Linked DNA regions of Mus musculus: region 1 is linked to region 2. A link is a loop called in an ENCODE intact Hi-C map of the cell type or tissue named here. Cell type or tissue: left cerebral cortex. All regions are shown on one strand. Region 1 holds the start of Lgr5 (leucine rich repeat containing G protein coupled receptor 5). Region 2 overlaps Lgr5 (leucine rich repeat containing G protein coupled receptor 5).

The links. Peaks named below come from ENCODE experiments on the same cell type or tissue, not always from the same donor. Only the 100,000 strongest peaks of a DNase experiment are listed, where the experiment ranks them.
Region 1: it touches region 2 in a loop (2.1-fold over the local background); 5 of 42 quality-filtered maps call a loop at or near these places.

The regions. Positions count from the first base shown.
Region 1 is chr10:115,584,583-115,589,582 of GRCm38, reverse strand. Lgr5 (leucine rich repeat containing G protein coupled receptor 5) reads left to right here and starts at 1,803. Exons shown (of 18, transcript NM_010195.2): 1 at 1,803-2,301. The coding sequence starts at 2,090. In left cerebral cortex, a CTCF peak has its summit at 2,046 (motif pointing left); DNase peaks (open chromatin) are centred at 3,180, 3,488, 3,756, 4,252 and 3 more places; H3K4me3 peaks cover 2,437 bases.
Region 2 is chr10:115,466,297-115,471,296 of GRCm38, reverse strand. It overlaps Lgr5 (leucine rich repeat containing G protein coupled receptor 5), which reads left to right. Exons shown (of 18, transcript NM_010195.2): 8 at 662-733; 9 at 4,670-4,741; 10 at 4,887-4,955. Among named protein-coding and RNA genes, the nearest start is that of Zfc3h1, 84 kb to the right of the region's middle. In left cerebral cortex, no CTCF peak of the experiment used is centred here; DNase peaks (open chromatin) are centred at 109 and 2,058; H3K4me3 peaks cover 477 bases.

The DNA of each region.
Region 1 (5,000 bases), 120 kb before region 2:
TAAAGTTGATTAAACACTTGAGATAAATGATCCTTGAGTAAAGAAAGGTAACTAAGGTCTAGGACACTGCAGACATCTCCGATTGTATCCCTACAGGTACCCATGCAATCCACAGAAAGAGTGAGAGTCTCCAGTTCCATTTTTTTAAATGGAAGGAAAATAGGTAATGAGTCAGCATTGTCTAAGTGTGGATGGAATGGCTGAAAAAGACAAAAACCAGTGAGAGTGGGCAGAGGACAGGCGCAGTGGGTGTATTGTGAATGAGAGAGGAGGTAAGGGAAAGAACACAGTGAGGGGAATGCATTGGCTTCCCAGAAACCAAGTCTAACTCATGGCATGGTTCTCCATGGAACTACTCTTCCCAGATCCTAGGCTGTGATTTCTTCCCTTAATAAATGAATAAGATGAGAAAGACCATGACTGCGCTCTGCAAGTGTGTGTGTGTGTGTGTGTGTGTGTGTGTGCATGTGTGTGTGTCCGTCCCCCAAACCTTATCAAGGAGAAACACAAACTTACTGAAAACAGGCCTCACCCAACAAAAATCCATACTCGGACTATAGGTTCAAATGAAATAATATAAGTTCATAAATATGCATGTATCCGTATATGGCTATATCAGGCAGGTGAAGAGGCAAGTTTAGGAACCACTCCTAGGACTAAAAGGTGATAAATATGTCACATAAAGGAAAGTCTTCCTGCTTTTAAAATTCAGTTTCTCAGATAAATTCCACTGGACAGACTAAGAATCAAATCTAGGTGGACTTGAATGCCAAAGGGCTACCGGACTTCCTGTGGTCCAGAGGGGAAAGTTGGCAAAGTAGGCTTGGCCTGAAATCCACAGCTGTTCGCTCAGGTGTGGTCGACTTTTACTTCACTGAGGTCTAGTTCCAAAAGGGGGGGAGGGAAAAAGGGAAGAGGAGGGAGGGAGGGTGGGAGGGAGGGAGAGTGAGAGGGAGGGAGAGAAGAATGGAGGGGGGGAGGGAGAACCAAATCTTCAGGTTCTTCTTTCTTCTCATCCTTTTTCCCAGCAGAATTCCCTGTTGGTGTGTAAGAACTTCCTTCTTTCATTAGTGTTCTTCCAAGGTGTCTGAAAGGAGGCCTAGGAGACTCACCTGAGTGGGGTGGCTCTTGGTTTTAAGATCCCTCCACAAGTGAACAGCGTGAGAATATCACCCCCACCCCGAGGCCGCTGCCTTTTTAAAGCCAGTTTGCTTCCCTGGTCCAGGGTGAATTGGGAGGACCCTGGAGTACCAGCTTACTAGTTTTATTTGTTTAGCGATTTCTTTGAGGCTTTGATAGTTGAGCAAGAGGGAGCCAGACAGCGCCCTGATGGAAGGATCAAAAAGGCCACCCATCTTCCCGGGGGACTCCTGCTCTCCTTCTGTGATGCCAATCTTTCGGATCAGATTTTGGTCCTTTTAACAAGCACTGCATGCATCCCCCTAGGTTATCTGACATGGACCAGAGAAAGCCTGTGTTATCTTTCAGTCCCTAAGTGTCCCCTTAGGTTGTTTTGAAGCAAGTCCCCTTTAGCTTTCACATCTCAGTCGCGGGTACCCAGGAACTGTAGAGGATGGGTGCAGGTGGGGGACCCCTGCCGGGCCCGGGACGCTGGGTGCAGGTACCCACCCATTGGAAGCGCCCAGCACTCCCCAAGACCTCAGGCTGCCAGCCGCCCGCGCAGCCGGGTCCAGGGATGGTGGGAGGGAGGAGGGAAAGCGAGGCCGGGCTCGGGGTGCCTGGAAAGCAGGGCTGCGCTGACGTCACTGGGCGCGCAATTTGGCTGGAGCGCTTTAAAAAAGGAGCGTGCGAGCGGAGATGCTGCTGCACACAGCTCAGACCGCCTGCAGCAGCAACAACGCTCACAGCCACTGCGGCGACTTCAGAGAGAGGGCTCCCGAGGCCGGTGGGACCACGATTCTCTGCGCGGTCCCCACGGGGCTACGACCCGGCAGACGCCCATTGGGGTTGCAGACGTCTGGTGAGCTGCAGAAGCCGGTGGAGAAGAGCCCGGAGCGCCTCGGTTCTGCATCAGCCCCGGCGCTGCCCTCTACAGGCTCCCTGCTCTCTGCTCCCAGTCTCGGGCACCATGGACACCTCCTGCGTCCACATGCTCCTGTCCTTGCTGGCGCTGCTGCAGTTGGTGGCCGCCGGCAGCTCACCGGGACCAGATGCGATACCGCGGGGCTGCCCATCACACTGTCACTGTGAGCTGGATGGCAGGATGCTGCTCAGGGTGGACTGCTCGGACCTGGGGCTCTCGGAGCTGCCCTCCAACCTCAGCGTCTTCACCTCCTACCTGTAAGTGACCCCCCCCCCCGCCTCGCTGCGGGCACCGAGCTCAAAAGGGATGGGGTATAGGTGGGAAACCTCGGCTGGGGCTCCCCACAGGCACACGCCTGCTCCGGAGGGGGCAGGCGAGTTTGCCAAGGGCATTCTGACCAGACCTGTTGTGCCTCCAGAGAAAGGCACGTGTCTCTCTCTCTGACAGAGCAGAGCCTAGCTTTCTGTACCCTGGGAGAAGGAGCTTAAAGCGCACTGGGGCAGAGAGCCGGTGCGCAGGCTGCTTTGCAGTGCCGCGCCTGGCAGGACGCAGGACCAGTCCCTCCGAATGTGCGCATTTGTGTGCTGAGTGGGGGTTTGTGCTCAGGGACCTGGGACCCAAGGGCAGGCTGTCCTATTGCTCACAGGCGCGACCTCTGCGTCTGGGCTGAAAAACTTTCCCTGCAAGAGAAACACAACTTCTTCAACCCCCCCCCCGGGGGGGTGCTGCTCTGCACACACCGCCCCCCCCACACACTGGAGTGTGGTGAAATCTCTTTTCTTTTTTTCTTCCTTTTTTTTTTTAAACAAAGTGATTAAAATGTGGCAACCACAAACCCCCGATTAGAGCTGCCAGAACGTTATCTTTACCTTTGGCTGGCCGAACCGCCCTTTGAAGTGCCGCCGGCCACATTGTAATCTTTAACCATCTCCTCCCCCGCCGCAGCTAAGGGAAGTGGGCTGAAGGCAGCCGGGCGGGTAAACAGGGGCGCCGCTGACATCCAAAGGGGGACCTGGAGCTTTCTATCGGCCCCTGGGAATTGTCCTAGCTTTTCTGCTCCTGCTATGGCGTCCAAATCCCCGACCGTGGAACCAAAGCTGCGGTTCCTTAATAATGTGGTCTCTGAGAAGCCCAGGCGGGAGGGTGACAGGTGGTGGGTTAGATGAGGTGACTCAGAAGCGACTCATCTCTGTGGGACCGAGATAAGTACTCCTCCCGACTCTCCTTCAAATCTGAAGCTCGGTTCCTTGGGGCCCAGAGACCAGGGTCAGGCCACCTTGAGGTAACCCGATCTCCTAACTATGAGGTGAAATAAATTTGTGGTCTTTATTTTTTTTAAAATCAAGACATTTCGCCGAGCCCATTCCAAACCCTGTGTTCCCAGTTTCGGCTTTCTCTGATGTTACCTTGGCAGGAGTTGACTGAAATGGTTGTGAGTTCGGTTTTCCCCCCCTCTGGTTAGGAGTTTTGCGGGAAGAAACACCAGGCTTACACAATGTTCCCCTGCTAGGCAGTGAGTGGTTGTTTTGTTTTGTTTTTCTTCTGGAGACAATGAGCAACAGAAAATATCGTTCGACCTGTTTTGATATTGTGACTTAAGAAAGAGACCAGCCTCCTAGGTTTCCGTGTTGGGCACCTCCGTGTTCCGTGAAACTATTCAGGTCACTCTTATTTGACTGGATAGAACATAATTTTTCCCCACCGGGTTTCCCTTCAGTTGAAATCATTACATGCGGTGATAATTTTTTTAGGGATGGAATTCTGCTCTGGGAAACAAGCGTTCTCTCCGAATTTACATTTCCTTCGGAACAGCTGTCTTACCACAGACTTTAATACGCTTCCCTTCCCCCCAGCCTCCCTAGTTTAACCGCTAACTTCAGTAATTCGAGGGATAATGTGTTCTCCAGTTTGTTTCTGAGATCAGCTTGGTGATTTCTCTTTTAGGGACTACGCTATCCCCCACCCCCACCCCCAACGCTGCGGAAATTTGACTATAGACAAGTGCAGTGAGCAGCCCCCCTCACACACATTGCAAACATATCATATAACATATTACAAAATATGCAAACACGTTGACGAAGTGTCCGGCTTACTTTTTTTTTCCTCCCACGTGAAGGAATGAACATTTGTTGGGCTTATGTTACCAAAAGCCTAAAATTCTTTTTTTTTAAACGCGATTTCCCATATACATCAGATGTATCTAATTGCATCCTGCCTTCTCTGTCTCAGAAGTTACTGCCACCTACTGCCACTGCTTTCTGTCCCTCACTATAGACAATCTCTGAAAGTTAGAATTCAATTAGGAAGGATGCTACTTGATGACACTCTGCACCCCGTGTCTAAGGAAAGGGGCTCTCTGTGCCTTCCGTAACATTAAACTCAGAGTGTCTACACTGGTAGGCTCCTCTCAGGGCTCACGTTTCTGGAGAGGTGAGGACTGGATATAGGAAACTGTCCTGTGAAGAACCTGCCTGTCCTTCTTAACGTGATTTCCTGATCCTCCTCCTCCTCCTCCTCCTCCTCCTCCTCCTCCTCCTCCTCCTCCTCCTCCTCCTCCTCCTCCTCCTCGGCACAAAATTCCAGGAGCAGTGGCGGTATGTCCTTCACCCTGGGTTGAAGATTTGTGTTTGACACCTCGAGGGGCTTCTCCGCAGACTTAGGAGTAAGTGACGCCCTCTTTTGGTTCCCCCTAGTATTACCTGAACATTTCTGCGTCGGATGTCAATTCCTAACCGAGCGCTTCTCCACCTTCCTAAGGCTGAGACCCTTTAATATGGTTTCTCGTGCTGTAGCGACCCCCAACCACAAAATTATTTTTGTTGCTACTTCATAACTGCAATTTTGCCACTGTTATGAATCGTAGTGTACATTCTTTCGGAGACAGAGGTTTGCCGGTGGGGCTGCGGCCCACCTGTTGCGAACCACTGTACATGGGGATTTTTTATTTACTCACATT
Region 2 (5,000 bases):
TTGTGGGTTCCACCTCAGAGAATCACATATGTATCAGCTGGGTAGCGAACTGACAGAGGGAGGCAGCCTTGTCATGCTGCGCATGCGTACAGTCACAGAAAACCCAAAGATCGCTGAATCTGCCTCGCTGTCATTCCGACTACATTTGCCCCAACGGGGAAATCGATTTGTTATTACAGACCCACTAATCCTTTTCCTCTTAAAAAAAAGATTCCTGAAATCTCTACTTCACTGCAGCTGAAGTCAATTTTGCCTTCTCCCAGCCCCTAACTGGGAGTGATCTTAAGCTCTCCGAAGAAGGCTCCCACCGCTCAAGCTGTTAAGCGACAATTCTTTACTGGATATCAACAAAACGATTTTCCTTTTATAGCGTAATATCCTGTTTCCATAAAGCACACTTGGGATTTGCACAGCCTCTCTCCCTCTTTCAAGCCTGGAGCATGGGAGTCCCTTTCCCTCTCTGCGGTAAATGAGGACACACGCAGTTCATGATGCAGGGAGGCGTGACCTGTGCTCTGGTACTAAAGACGCTGATTATGGTTACATATTAGGGCAAAGAGGGCTAGTAAATAACACACACACACACACACACACACACACACACACACACACACACACACACACACACAAGACTTTCTATAACATTTGTCTCTCTTTCTAGAGGATTCCACAGCAACAACATCAGGTCAATACCGGAGCGAGCGTTCGTAGGCAACCCTTCTCTTATCACAATGTAAGTGGCCTTTGCGCTCCGTTTACGTGTCCTTCCTGACATAGAACAGTTTTAAATATGTTGTGCCTTTAAATATAATGCAATTAATGTTATGTGTTCGCCTGCATTTTGTCACAGTCTATGCAGAAATCTATAGAGAAGTGCCAACATTGATATATTTCATCAGGTTTCAACTACACACTGAAATGGTACTGAAGATTGCTCTTTTAGGATCTGTGGTGCCCCTTACCTTACAGATGCTATCACCAGGCTAATCTTACAAGGGCTTTTGCTTACGTATATTTTCTAATGAATAAAACTGATTTTAGAACATCCAATGTGGGCTGCCGAGATGGCTCAGTGGGTAAAAGCACTGACAGCTCCTCTGAAGGTCCTGAGTTCAAATCCCAGCAACCACATGGTGGCTCACAACCACCCATAATGAGATCTTGACGCCCTCTTCTGGTATGTCTGAAGACAGCTACAATGTATACCTATTTATAATATTGAATAAGTCTTTGTGCCAGAGCAAAACTTCGGCCCTAAACTTCAATTCTCAACAACCACATGAAGGCTCACAACCATCTGTACAGCTACAGTGTACTCATATACATAAAATAATAAATAGATCTTTAAAAAACAAACATCCAATGCTAGATCACTTAGTCATTCAAGAATTCAACCCAAGTACTCTAGAAAAATAAATTATTATATACAGAAAGGAAGCTGTTGCAAACAGTTTGTCTCTGGCTTAAACTGCTGCCGTGAGTGTTTAACGGAAGGAATATCGATTTATGTTCACTGCCTGTTTGTTCACAAGCCCTACCCTTGAGTTGAATCTAAACAAAATTATGATGCAATTCTAGAACGGTGGGTTTATTCTAGAAAGGAAAATACAAGGACTCATATAGTATAAAAATAAAATAGATTTATAATCACAGAGTATCAATAATGTTTCACACTCAGCACAGATAGAACATTTATTAGGCATCAACATTAAAAAAAAAGTGTAATTATTTGGTTGGCTCCTAGATAAAAGATGTATGTCCAAGGTAGGTTTAGGGAATCATATTGGCCTTAGTGAGATCTACATAGAGAATGTAAATAAAGGCAACCGTTGTACGGCTTGGCAGGGATTCTTCCTGTGCTAACTTGGTAGAAGAGGCTTTCGGAAACGATGTGTCATTTGTCACAAATGAGCTGCAACCCCCCACTTAGCCTTGACTACTGTGGGGGAGGAGGGTTCGAACACACAAGCAAACAGCACCATTCATCACCTCTGAAATGCGCTGGCAATATTTTGGCAAACTAAAGGCTTTGCATTCTATTGCGGAATAAACATTAGTCCTCATTAGAGAGCATTTGCATACTAAAAGATTAGTGGACTTGGCCCGCTCTTCCTTTCAGCCCACGAGTGGTGTTTAATCAGTCCTTTGGCATGTTAATGAGTCAGGAGGAGCAGCCCTCCCAGCCTTTGGAGCCCTCTCCACTTTCCACAGGGATGCACTTTCTCCCCTCCCTCTGCTCTCCTCACACTGAGTTTCCATCTCTTGTCACCGGCTTCCTTTCCAACCCAACTCAGCCATCTCTGTGTGTGTTTTTGCTCCAAGCCCTGTCATCTGGTGACCCAGCCCTCATTTCTGCCTCTTCGATCTCCAACCCAAAATGCCTTCTTTTTGTTCTTACTTCACCACCTCCTGTTAGCCATGCCTTCTTGCTCTTTACCAGCGCAGAGGCGTCTGGCCTCCCTGTCTCCGCCATCATCAGGGATGCTTGAAGCTGCATCCTCCTTGCTACTCTGTTGCTATGGAACAGACATCCAGGATGCAAGCTCTGTACCCTGACATCCACAGTCTTCCACAGCCAACCTTCCTAACCTACTTCCCCAAAGCTCTCTCTGACAAGGCCATAACCCAGCTAACTAAGCTAGCACAAAGATTCCATCCCCGCACGAGGATGATTGGAATTCTGTCTTTCATATGTGTCTCAAATGGAATTTCATAGATTTTTCTTTTTGCCTGCCCCCCAACAAATGAGAGAGCTGCCTCCAGAGAACCCGGGACCTTTTCACAGTCGTGGTGATATTCTGCAGTAGACATGCAAGCACATGTATTCATACCTTCCCAGTGTGTACATATCTACACATGTGTACCAGTTTAATTATGTGCATATAAGTATATAGTATAGTCAAGGAAGATGTGCTATGAGAATTCCATTTGAAGTCATCAAGCCACTCTTTTTTAAATTCTTTCACTTATTCTTCGAGAAGTCCATGCACATATGCCCTGTATCTTGATCACATGCAACCCAGGTTTCCCCTGCCCCATTGCAGTTCTTTCAATGATTGTCTAATCCCAAGGGAAAGGAAGAGGTGAGTGGTAAGGTGGAGAGCACTCGGGTGTGCTAGGTAACAAACGTGCCAGGGTACTGTGTGAGCCGTCATGCGTGCGTTAGCTTTTCCAGTTGTTAGCCAAAGCCTGTGACCAAGCTCATTACTCTCTAAGCTTAAATTGAGGATCTGGGAGGCTATGAGCTTTCTTGGATAGCTGAGCCTCCATTTTCTCACTGGAGAATGAAGACAGTTGTGTCTATGCCGTCGATCACAGTCGTTGCACAGATCAACTGCTTTGTCAGACAAGAGATGTGCTGTTGCTTGTCTGACTCCAGCTGGTGCCAGGCTTCTGGAAGAATATTTTATCAGTTCCTCTTGAACCTCCATCATTTAGAATGTTTTCCAGTGATAGCTTCTTTATTGAACAAATCTTCAAATCACTGCAATCACTACTTCACAGTTTGAACATGGGTTTGTTGTATTTAATTGAGCTACCCCCATGCCTCAGCTATGAGATCTGTGTAGGGCTCCACTAACAAAGCAGTTCAGCTAAGTTTTGATTACATTAAAAGGTCTATAAAACAAAATGTTCTTAAGTTTTAATGATGTCTCCCGTTTTAGATTCATAACTAATTTAAGAAATTTCTTACACTAGATAAACCCCACTTCTTCTCAGTTATGTGGAGTGCTTTGTAGATGTTATGGTAATTATATTTAATCACAATAAAACCTTCTGTAAATATAGAGATAGTGATAAATGATAGGTAGATAGATAATACATAGATAAATGTGATAGATAGATAATAGACACAAGATAGAAGATAGAAGATAGATAGATAGATAGATAGATAGATAGATAGATAGATAGATAGATAGATAGATAGACTGAATTGCAACTAGAATTATTTCTTTGTTGAGTATTGAAAGTGTTGAGGCAAAGTCTTTATGTGCAGTTAGTTAATTAATGCACTTTTCAACTTCATAACTATTATTCATACAAGCCCTGCTATGCAAATGTTAATTTTTTTGTTTTTATTAATCTTGGAGGGAGGCTTACAAAGTGTGGGTTTCATCATGGCATCTTCACACATTGTTATTTTTCTTTGCTCTAACTCTCCTCCTCCTCTTCCTCCTCTTCCTCCTCTCCCTCCTCCTCCTCCCCCAAAGTCTCTCCCCTTTAAATTTTATATAGTAAAGATTCCTTATGCAAAATCTCAGAAAGCAAACCAATGAGACGGCTCAGTGGGCAGAGGCCCTTTTCTCCCAGCCTAAGAACTTGAGTTAGATGTTGGGAGCCCAGATCCAGAACTTATCCTCTTACACAGAAAGAACTCACTTCCACAAGTTGTCCGCACACTCATACACACTGTGGCAAGCACTGGAGTCCATGCACACACAGAGAAACAAGCAAATGGGTGAAGGAATGAATAAATGATCGATCTTGAAGTGTGAGTGGAGACACTTTCAATGTTCACTTGAAACTGAGTAACCGGGATGTACGGTAACCAGTAAAAAAGAAAAAAAAATCAGTAAAAAAACACAGATTCACATTAGAAGATATGTTGAAATATCTATTCTCTTGACCATCAGCTTTCTTATAACACATTGGTGTTTGGATTTTTCAGACACTTCTATGACAACCCCATCCAATTTGTTGGAGTATCTGCTTTTCAGCATTTGCCTGAACTAAGAACACTGTAAGTGTCTATTCTCTTAAAGCTGCCTCTGCTCAACCTGTAGTATTGCTGAGAAGACCAAATGAGTGCTTTGGGGGAAAAAATGGTAGTAAAAGTGAGCCCTTTCTAGAATCTTCTCCAAATAACAATTACACATTTCTCCTAGGACTTTGAATGGTGCCTCGCACATTACTGAATTTCCTCACTTGACAGGAACTGCCACCCTGGAGAGTCTGTGAGTATTTGAGCAGACCCTTAGCTCCTCCCAGAACACGCATTA